Linked DNA regions of Homo sapiens: region 1 is linked to region 2. A link is a loop called in an ENCODE intact Hi-C map of the cell type or tissue named here. Cell type or tissue: endothelial cell of umbilical vein. All regions are shown on one strand. Links, peaks and the distances in the headings refer to the core of each region. The heading gives the core; the rest is flanking DNA.

Evidence for each region. Hi-C counts contacts between places; a loop is a spot of excess contacts. Peaks named below come from ENCODE experiments on the same cell type or tissue, not always from the same donor. Only the 100,000 strongest peaks of a DNase experiment are listed, where the experiment ranks them.
Region 1: a loop joins it to region 2, with 4 times the contacts of the local background. A loop is called at or near these places in 7 of 110 quality-filtered maps.

What each region holds. Positions count from the first base shown.
Region 1 is chr1:162,347,145-162,352,526 of GRCh38, reverse strand. All of the region lies in intron 6 of NOS1AP (nitric oxide synthase 1 adaptor protein), which reads right to left. Among named protein-coding and RNA genes, the nearest start is that of MIR556, 7.3 kb to the right of the region's middle. In endothelial cell of umbilical vein, for the core only: no CTCF peak of the experiment used is centred there; a DNase peak (open chromatin) is centred at 2,626; H3K27ac peaks cover 1,625 bases.
Region 2 is chr1:162,624,710-162,630,091 of GRCh38, reverse strand. No RefSeq gene overlaps it. Among named protein-coding and RNA genes, the nearest start is that of DDR2, 5.1 kb to the left of the region's middle. In endothelial cell of umbilical vein, for the core only: a CTCF peak has its summit at 2,165 (motif pointing right); DNase peaks (open chromatin) are centred at 301 and 2,181; H3K27ac peaks cover 73 bases.

The sequences.
Region 1 (5,382 bases), core at 278-5,277, 280 kb after region 2:
CAGGCTGTGTAGATTACTATAGTGCATGAATGGAAAGTTCAGGAAAAAGGCCTGGCCTAAAGATAAACTTTAGTTGAAATCATGGAATGTCAGAAAAAAAAAAAAATACCAGGGGCAAGTCCAGGAGAAATTCCAACACTTAAGGGGTAGGTAGAAGAGGAGCCTGCAGGCCAGGCGCGGTGGCTCACGCCTATAATTCCAGCACTTTGGGAGGCCGGGGTGGGTGGGTCACCTGAGCTCAGGAGTTTGGGACAAGCCTGGCCAACATGGTGAAACCCCATCTCTACTAAAATACAAAAATTAGCTGGGCATGGTGGTACATGCCTGTAATCCCAGCTGCTTGGGAGGCTGAAACAGGAGAATTGCGTGAACCCAGGAGGCGGAGGTTGCAGTCAGCTGAGATCATGCCACTGCACTCCAGCCTGGGCAATAGAGTGAGATTCTGTCTTGAGAAAAAAAAAAAGAGGACGAAGAAGCAGAGCCTACAAAGCATGCTGAAAAGCAGCTAGCAGAGTCAAGAGGGAAGGAGTGTGGGGTGCCCCAGAAGCTGCAAAGGTGCACTTCATTCCCGGGGCTGAGCACTACAGAGAAAGGTGGCCCTTAGGAACCCCTGCCTGGTAACTTCAGGAAGGGCTGGCAGGGCAGCAGACACCAGATTACTGGAGGTTGAAAAGATATCAAGAGTGGACAGAAAGACTGGGAGAAAATAAGAAAATAGACAGTGAGTACAGACAAGCTGTGCAAGAAGCCTGGCTACCAAGGAAAGGAGAGAGGTAAGGTCGTAGGTCGGGGGGAGACATAGGGACAAGGAAGGCTTAATTTTGCTCAGCTTTTAAGATAAGAAAGACCCGACCTTATCTATCTGCAGTTGGGCGAGGAAGGGCAAGTCAGCAATAGCAGATAATTTGGGTGAAGATTCAGGAGCATGAGATAACCAGTTGCTCAAAGTTCCAGAGGAGGCGAGATGGAGGTGGAATGCAGAGGCAGGTGACAGGAGAAGGTCACTGTCCACTGAGACAGAAGGGGGGGACAAGCAGGGCTGCTGAATGGTGAAGTAGCCCTGGCTGAGCTTGGGGATCACAAATGTGTAATCGGTCTGTGGGTGGCAGTTTTCTCCAGTGCTGTTCAGTGTCATAGGGCAAAAATGAAAAAATACTCCTGAGTTAATGTAGAATTGGGGTTTAGCCAGATTGGTACAGTCAAATGAGCAAGGAGTTACAAGCTCAGTCTCAAAGTGCTTGAAATGGCCACTTTTTGCCTTGAAACTGCAACAATAACAGCTTAAACTTAAACAGCACTTAGTATGCTTCAGGCACTGCACTAGTTTTATGTGTATGGGCTGAGTATCTCTATCTGAAATGCTTAGGACTACAGGTGTTTCAGATGTTAGAGTTGCCTATTTGCATATATATGAGATATCTTAGAGATGGGACCCATGTGTAAACATGAAATCCATTTATGTTTCATGTGTACCTTATATAGCCAAAGGTAATTTTACATAATTTTGTGCATGAAACAACATTTGTGTACATGAAACCATCAGAAAGCAAAGGTATCAAGAGTGGAATTTTCCACTTGCGGTGTCATGTCGGTGCTCAAAAAGTTACCGATCTTGGAGCATTTCAGATTTTGGATTTTCAGATTAAGGATGCTCAACCTGTATTAACTGATTTATCATCATAACTAAGAGGTAGTTACCAGGAATTGCGGGGAAGGGAGAGATGTAGGTCAAAGGATACAAAGTTGCAGGTATGTAGGATGAATAAGGCCAGAACTCTAATGTACGACACGAGGATTCTAGTTAATAATATCATATTCACAATCTTTGCTAAGAGAGTAGATGTTAGGTGCTTTTCTCACATTAAATAAAAAAAGTTTTATTTTCAAAAAAGGTCTATTTTGCCAAAAGGCTCCAAGCCCTTTCCCATGTTGGACTGTCTGCAGCTGGGGGAGGAGGGTCACCTCCAGGGGAACAGGGTCTCACCCAGGAAACCCTCTCCAGAAGGAGTCAGAGAAGCAGTATAGGGCACAACAGGGCAAGTGCCACAGGGGCAGTGGCTCCACCTGGCTTGGAGTCCCAGGGATGGCCAAGGGCAGCTGCTGCCAAATGATACAAAAGACAAAACTCCCCCAGGGAGGGAACAGTAGTAAGAACAGGGAAGAAAGAAAGACAGGCACAAAGAGGGAGAGAGGGAAGAGGCACACAATGAAAGTGAGCAACATCATTGAAAGCACTGCTGAAAACGATGAAAAGACATGACAAGACAGCACTTTCCAGCTCCTCAGAGTAAACATGTTTTTTCTGCACAACGGAGGGCCTGCTGACGTGTCAGGTGGGGCAGCTCCACTGGAAAGATAAACATTGCACTAAATGAAAAGCTCCCAAACATGAAGGTGAGATTCTCGTAAAAAAAACAACAGCCAACAGTTCAACTCTGGGCGCTCAAGGTGTGCCATTAGGCAACAATCTTAGTAGAGTCAAAAATGCTCTGGGAGAAGCATTTACAGTAAGAAGAAACACATTCCTAGCAGTTTATAGACAGTGAAAACGTGTGTGGGGCTGTAAAAAGGAAGTGACTAATGGGCTAGGCAGTAAACAGCCTTCCTTGATAAGAAAACATTTCCAATCCCAGAACCAAATGCTAATTCCAAATGCTCAGACTCAAAGTATGGTTTAGCTTCATGGCCTCGGCACTACACAATAACCAGAGGGCGTCCAGTTAATCATTTCACTTGGACCCGTCATAAAATCAGTACTGGAGAGGCCTTGTCTAGCTCCCTCACTGTACAGATGAGGTCATGTATTCTGGAGTCTGCATTGGAAAACTTAATAAACAGTGGGTACTTATAACATTAGAAAACTCGATAAACAGTGGGTACTTACGGAGAGCATATTATATGCTAGGCATTATGCTGCTTTACATACATTCTCTCACAATACCAGAGAGATGAGAAAACGAAGCTCCAGAGAGAGCATGAAATTTGCCAAGGATTAGCCAGCTGAAAGGTGGTAGAGTCAGGATTCAAGTCCCAGTGGTTCCAGTGCTGGAACCCAAACCCTCAGTGGCTCCTCTAGCCCATGGCTCCAACTCTCTCTCCATCATGCCATTCTGTCTCTTCATTTCTGTGGTTGTTAATTTTATGTGTCAACTGGGCTAGGCCACTACCATACCAAGGTATTTGGTCAAACATTATTCTAGATGTTGCTGTGAAGGTATTTTTTTAAGTGAGATTAACATTTAAATCAGTAGACTCTGAGCCAAGCCGATTACTCCCCCATAAGGTGGGAAGACCTCATCCAATCAGTTGAAGGTCTTTTTTTTTTTTTCCCCTTTTTTGGAGTTGGAGTTTCGCTCTTGTTGCCCAGGCTGGAGTGTAATGGTGCGATCTCGGCTCACCACAACCTCCACCTCCCGGGTTCAAGCAATTCTCCTACCTCAGCCTCCCCAGTAGCTGGGATTACAGGCATGCGCCACCACACCCAGCTAATTTTTTGTATTTTTAGTAGAGATGGGGTTTCTTCATGTTGGTCAGGCTGGTCTTGAACTCCCGACCTCAGGTGATCTGCCCGCCTTGGCCTCCCAAAGTGCTGGGATTACAGGCATGAGCCACTGCGCCCGGCAAAGTTGAAGGTCTTAATAGAGCAAAGGCCGACCTACCTGGAGGAAGAGAGAATTCTGCCATATAGGCCCATGAGCCATCTCTGTCTTTCTCTTTCTTTATATGTCCCTAACACAATTTCCATCACCCCACAGGTCCTCTCCTCACCTACACGAGCAGGGGAGAGCCCTTGCTGCCTCCCTTTATATTATTTAACATATCCAGCCCATGCTTGATCTCCTTGCAGAGACTCAGTGCTCTGTTGGACATCTTAAACCTTGAAGAAACTATCCTGGGCCTGATGGGCTTTTTTAGAATGGACCCAGGCGTTTCTTCACATAGAATATCAATTCCATTTTTCTTAGGAAGAGTGGTATACGGAAGCCAAGCAGCTGAGGTCTCACGTATAGTAATGTGATTTGGGAAAACTATCTCCAAAAAGGTAATATAAATGAGAGAGAAACATAGCTGGTATGCCTGTTATTTCCAAGCTGACCATCTGTTACAATCAAGGAGTGTGACCACACTGGCCTCTATTTGTACTCATGGTCACTGTCACCACCTTCTCATCAATACTCTGCTCAGCCTCCCAGTCTCACCTCATTTCTACCTGCTCCCCTGACACCAAGTGTCATCATTCCTCATCAAAAGGGGCTGCTTAAAAGTTGAAATCTCTACTTAATCTCTGTTCATTTTGGCATACAGTAAGCATTTAACAAACACTTGTTGACAATGACTAAAACATATGTACTCCTTGCCACACTCACTGGCTCTGTTTGTCAGTTTATTCAACAAGTCTTTACTGTGCTAGGAAGTCCCTACCCTCCCAGAGCTCACACTCCACTAAAGACAGAGGACGCTATGCTATATGTCTGGTACACAGTGGACTAAATGTTAATGTTAACGGCATCAGCCAGGAGTGAAGAAAACACAGGAACCCAGAAAAAAAGGGTTTAAATTTTCTGAACGAGAGTGGGAGCTGAAAGTCAGGCTTCCCAGAAGACAGTGCTGGGCTTGAAGGATGAGTAAGATGTCTGCATGGAGGTGAAGGCAGGGACCCATGGCAGAGGGAACGGCGTTGACTGTGGCTGAAAAGTCCATGATACTTACTATATGTTCAGGGCAGGAAGGAGCTCAGGGAACATGGGAGGAGTGAGGGAAGTAGTACTGAAAGAAAAGTATAGGAAGTGATCCTTATGGAATCCCCACTGAGTCCCCAGGGAATCGTGAATCACATCAAACCCACTCCACCCAGCAGACCACTGCAGGGGCCAGAAGTGCAAGGAGAGAGCAGCTCCCACTGCAAAAGGGAAATAAGATCTAGCCCTTGGTGTTGTTTACATAAAATGCTATCCAGGTGGTTCTCTCCACCTGGCCAGACCATATAACTCTGACCTCTGTGGCCAGCAGCTGAGTGACAGGTTCTGATTAAGTACTTGGAGATTAGATTAAATTCCTCCGATGGTTGTTCTGTGATAATAACAGTGTTCAAACATTCAACCTCTGGGCATCCTCTCTGCGTCCAACCGCTTTCACTCCAGGAATAGGTGTCTTCACCAGAGAAAATATCCTTTACTTTCTGGTTAAACTTTCTTTGTACATGTGTATACTGGCTGCCAATGTGACTGTGGGTTTAAAAGCTTCTGAGAGTTAGGATGTGGCTCTCTGCCAATCAGGCCACCAACGGGGCATGGGCATGACCAAAGAAGAGTTAACAATGTAAGACTTCAATCTTCTCCAGCTAGCAGTTCTTACGGCAAATCCTCCAATTCAGAAATGAGC
Region 2 (5,382 bases), core at 209-5,208:
GAGACAACTCTGATTGAGTGACAACCAGTGTTCAGCCTTGACACCAGCCACTGCTGTAGGAAGCCAGAGCTGGAAAGTAAGAAAATGGCAAATGCTAACTTCAAAGCTGACGGGACTAACCCATGGAACACACAGAAGAAATGTCCTGGGAACTCTCAGAGCTATTTGGTAGAGTTTTGAGTAAGACTGGAATTCCTAATATTGCAGGAACAGATGTGGAGAAATACCATTTTATTACTCTTCTGTGAACAGATTTTACCCCCTGGTTGGTCTGGCTTGGGAAATGTGAGTCACTGCATTCAGAATTATTTCTGTTCCATAGGAAGTAATGTATTTTTGTTATGAGGACTGTTTTACACTGAAAACAAATGACTGAAAAACAATATAGAATTCCATTACTGGGATTTTACAAAAATAGGACAGATCTATCCGGAATGGTCAAGATGCAGTGTTAATTAGAAGTAAGATGTGCAAGATGACTTTTCAAGACCTTTTCTAGTCTACAAACCAAGGTTCAAGTAAATACAAAAGTTGAGCATTGAAATAACTATAATATTTCTGTCTCTAAATAGCTATGAGCTGGATGCTTTTGTGATGCCTCAGGACATAAAATGAAGGATGAAAGTAAAATGAATTAACTTAACTTAGTTTGAGAAACACACACATACCTTAAAAGGATACATGGATATTCACACAAACCAAACCCATGTGGTACATTTAACTTCACAAGGAATTTAAGCCACAAATTAGCCACCACCAGTAACTTAGTCAACAGGTTTTTCTTCTCTCCTGTCCTGTCCTGTCTTCTCTTCTCCTTTCCTCCTCTCTTCTCTTCTTTCCTCTCCTCTTTTCTTCTCCTCTCATTCTCTTATTTCTTCTCTCTCTCATTCATTTCTTGTCTCTCTCCTCTGCTTACCGCTGCTCATTTTGCTTTAGCCCATTCTCTTTCAGTAAACCAGCCTTTTCTGCTTATTTTCGCATAATATTATAGCTGGTTATAGCAGGCGCCTGTAACAGTGCCTTAGTTCTCAAATTTATCTCTCCTTGCTTCAAACGATCATGAGAGAATGACAGATATTATGGGAGTCCAGTTCTAGAATGCTGGGATGGAGAATTTTACTGGTCAAATGTGTTTCTTATGTGCATCCTCTATCTCTAAACTGTAGAGGGCAATGGATCATATAATATGAATATGGCTCCAAGAGCTCATACGCATACATGAATCAATTCTCAGAAAAGGGATGTCATACATTAGAAGACACCCCAAAATTGTCTGTTACACCAATAATTAGACAAGCATGGCAATCCCTGGATTTTAAAGAAATTATGCCTTACTAACACAAAAGCAGAGAATATTGTGTACTTTGGAGTTATATTCTGCACACATTTAACTTAAGCACCAATTTTAGAACCTAATTCTTTTTCTTTTTTCTTTTATTTTTATTTATTTATTTATTTATTTTTGAGACAGTTTCGCTCTTGTCGCCCAGGCTGGAGTGCAATGGCACGTTCTTGGCTCACAGCAACCTCTGCCTCCCAGGTTCAAGAGATTCTCCTGCCTCAGCCTCCTGAGTAGCTGGGATTACAGGTGCACACCACCACGCCCAGCAAATTTTTGTATTTTTAGTAGAGACGGTGTTTCACCATGCTGGCCAGGCTGCTCTCAAACCGCTGACCTCAAGTGATCCACCCGCCTCAGCCTCCCACAGTGCTAGGATTACAAGCATGAGCCACCGCGCCCGGCCTCCAATTTTAGAACCTAATTCTTAAGACTCCCTGTTCCTGGTTGTTCTATCCATAATAGACAAATCCATTGACATATATTAAGGCATAAAGGCTTAATAGTCTTTAAAAATCAGTGTGGAGGAACTCTTGTAGACAATAGAAACACCTTAGTTTTCTAAAAAGCAAAATAGTCTGAATGTTCAGACAGCTGCATATAGACTTGCTTTTAGTGTCTTCCTGAATTTACCCCACGATTCTCGAATTTTAGTGTCCTTAAGAATTATCCTATGAAGTCATATCCACAGAAGTATGTATACTGTAAGTGATTTAAAGGTCTTTCAAAGATAATTTTAACTCTAAGAGAGTGTTCACTTTATCTTCTGGGTCCTAACCCTGCACACTACTAGGTGCTGTTCTCCTGTTGGACACTTTCATGGAAAGTGATCCAATTACAAACCCCTAGGGGGCAGAGTCACCTTGAACAAGTCATTCACGTTTCTAATTGTAAAATGGGGGACAATATGAACTGAAAATTCACAGGGTTGTGAAGATCAAATAAGATCCAGAAATAATAATTTATTGAGTACAATTAGCAGGAGGGGAGATTCAGGATATATAAAGCAGAACTTTTGACATATAAAACTTCTGACACTGTATACCAGACACTGTTATAAGAATTCCACATTTATTATTTCATTTAACACTCACAAGAATTTTATGGGATGGGTACTATTATTTTCCCAATGGCCATATGAGAAAACCAATGCACAGAGAAGTTAATTTGCCCAAGATCATACCTGCCAGAGCTAGAACACGTGTGTGTATGTGTGACAACAAAATGTGTGTCTGTGTGACAATAATATGCTGTGTGTTTCTGTAGTGTACAGGAAAAATTTCAGAGCAGTTAGGAAATAGTTAATTCTTAGTTTTTCAGAGTTTGAAGTCTTGTTATCCATATGGAAAATCATCGATGTCCTTTTTTTCCCCATCCTTTGCCCTCCTGAAGCCCATCAATGATTATGTTCCTACCCCTTAGCACGTCCACCAGAGAGAGAGATGAGAAATCAAAAAAGGAAAATTCAAATCAGTCCATCTGGTGACTCTCCCACGGATGAACGGAAAAGTTAAGAGAAAGTTAAGGTTAATGGCCAAAATAAGATTCTTATTTGTCTGTTTCTAACAATGCCACATACAATATTTCACAGTTCAAGGAGTGCTTTCACAGACATGACTTCATCTGATCCTCAGACAGCCCCAATATGTACTCAGTGCAGATATTAATATCCTCACTTCAAGGGAAGGAAAATGAAGCTCAGGGACTTGGTAACTTAGTTGAGGTTTTTTGCTGTTAAGTAACAGAATCTGAGTTTGAATCCAGTTCTTGTGATTCTCAGTGCTCCTCCTGCCCATTTGGCATCAATAACAAACCTCAGAGCCTCTAGACTCTTAATTTACACTCAATTCTGGAGCACGAGGTTATCTGGTCTCCCTGCCTGCTTTGCTGTTCTTTCATTTTCTTTTTCATTGTAGAGAAAGAATAGCAATTACTTGCCTCGGCAGAAATTCTAAGATGAGAGGTGAAGAAATAGACACAGAAATCTCAGAATTGTAACTCAGCTTTAGCTTCCTTGAAGAGAGTGAGGCTACAAAAAGTTTTTTAAATGACTTATTTTATATAATGATCAAGGATATAAACCCTTCTCCAGGCTACAGTCCGGCACCCTAAACCATCCCTGTCAGATAAGATAGCAACCTTCTTTTAAGCATCTCCAGAAAACAGGATCTCTCGACAGTCCTCAGTGTTTATCAACACTCAGTGTCAAAAGTTCTGCTTTATGTATCCTGAATCTCCCCACTGCCATTTGAACCCTATCCTTGTCTGTACTCTGTGGAAACAACCCTCGGCTAGCTGAACCATCTCCCAGCACCTCTTGCACCCCTGTGTCCAAGCAGAGTGAACTTGGAGAAGCAGTGTTACTTTTCCATGCTCAGGCCCAGTTTTCAGGAATCATCTTATACTTAATAGTAACCCTTCTTATGAAACTTAAAGACTCTCAGCTGCCTTGCTTCCAGGCTGGAGTCTCTCCAGCATCCATGAGAGAATCAACATAGTCCCCACTGACTGTACTGATCCAAGAAGTTTGGAGGATAAAGCTCTTTTAGTTATTGAGCTTTATTTTTAGTGATTCATTCCTCTTTTCCCATCGATCTCTGGAGGACAGTGGAAGTCTGGGAGGTTAATATCTGTGAGTACTTATTGGTAGGGAGTATCTAAATAATTCTTAAAAATTATTTTACCCACTAAAACATCTCTCTTTAGGGACTCTGTTTGCATAATGTCCTATCGTCCCACTCTTAATGCATAACTCTATCCCAGTATTCTGAGTTACACCATAAACATTACCTCTCTGTTTCTAACACACAACATATTTCAAAGCAGAAAGGAATTTATAGCACCAATGTTATTTTTCCATGTACAATTCCAGTTTGCAATGTCCAGCAGCACTCAAATTGCCTTTCGAGATAAAGACCAGATTCTGATTCTCTGTAATCCTTGTCTGTTTCTGGGAAGGCTCAGATGTTTATCTTATGGATGGAATCTGTGTTCTTTAAGGTCCTCCATGTCCCAGAGAAGAACACAGGTGCATAAACTGTTTTCATTTTAAACATTTAAGAGATTTGAGGTGAATAAAACAAATAGAAAAAATAAATAGGCAAAGCACCCCAAAACCAATCAGGGGTCAGGGGAGTGGTTTGAGGGGGATGGAATCTAGACAAGATCACCCTATGGGATGTCAGTAATCTCTGAGAACACAGATCAAGCCCTGAAATCTTTCATTCTTTGCTTAGCCCATGGGGAGCCCCAGTTTCTTCAACAGAATGAAGATTGGAGGTAGAATTTTTTTCTTTTTCACGAGAAATCTGGAATACACTTGAGAGAACTGGCAGAAGTGAATGGAGAGATGGGTCCTGAGTCTGCATCTCTCTCACTTCCTGCAACCGAGACCCCTGGATCCTCATCTGCAGACTCAGTCTCATCCCTCCCCACCTCCTTAGAATCAATCTAAGCCTGAGATAGGGGGATCTGTTCAGTAGCAGCTAGTCCATTTGGGATTAAAGACCTACATCTCATCTGGACCCCAATTCCAAGTTTCATTGGCATTACTGAGGCCCAGGAGAGTAGGTGTTTGTAGGTCTTCTCAGTCTACAGTGACCTTGGTACTGCTCCCTCCCCTATAGACCTGGCCAGCAGGGAAAAAAGAATGAAGTCAATGTGCAGAAAAAAGCAAAGGCAAGTTAGACTCCTGGCAGTTTTCGAGTTCTCAGTTGCAAGCTCTTCCCAAGGTCGAGATGCTCTTCCTGCTCTTGGATTCCATATGACACTAGTGTCCATATACTGTGTTCCCATTTGCTGCTTAAACTGCATCAAACAGGCTTCTGTGATTTGAAGTCATGCCCTTTTCAGGTCTCTGTACAGGTGCCTTTTCTAGTAAATTAACTAACACTGCTACCAGAATAGAAGATGGGTATTGTTATTCCAATTATGACAGACAAGGAAACCACTCAGAGACGCATGTTGGCATTCCCAGTAACTCTTTGATGTAGGAGTAGAGCCCAGAGCACGGAATCCACAGGGAGGTATTACTCAGAAATCCA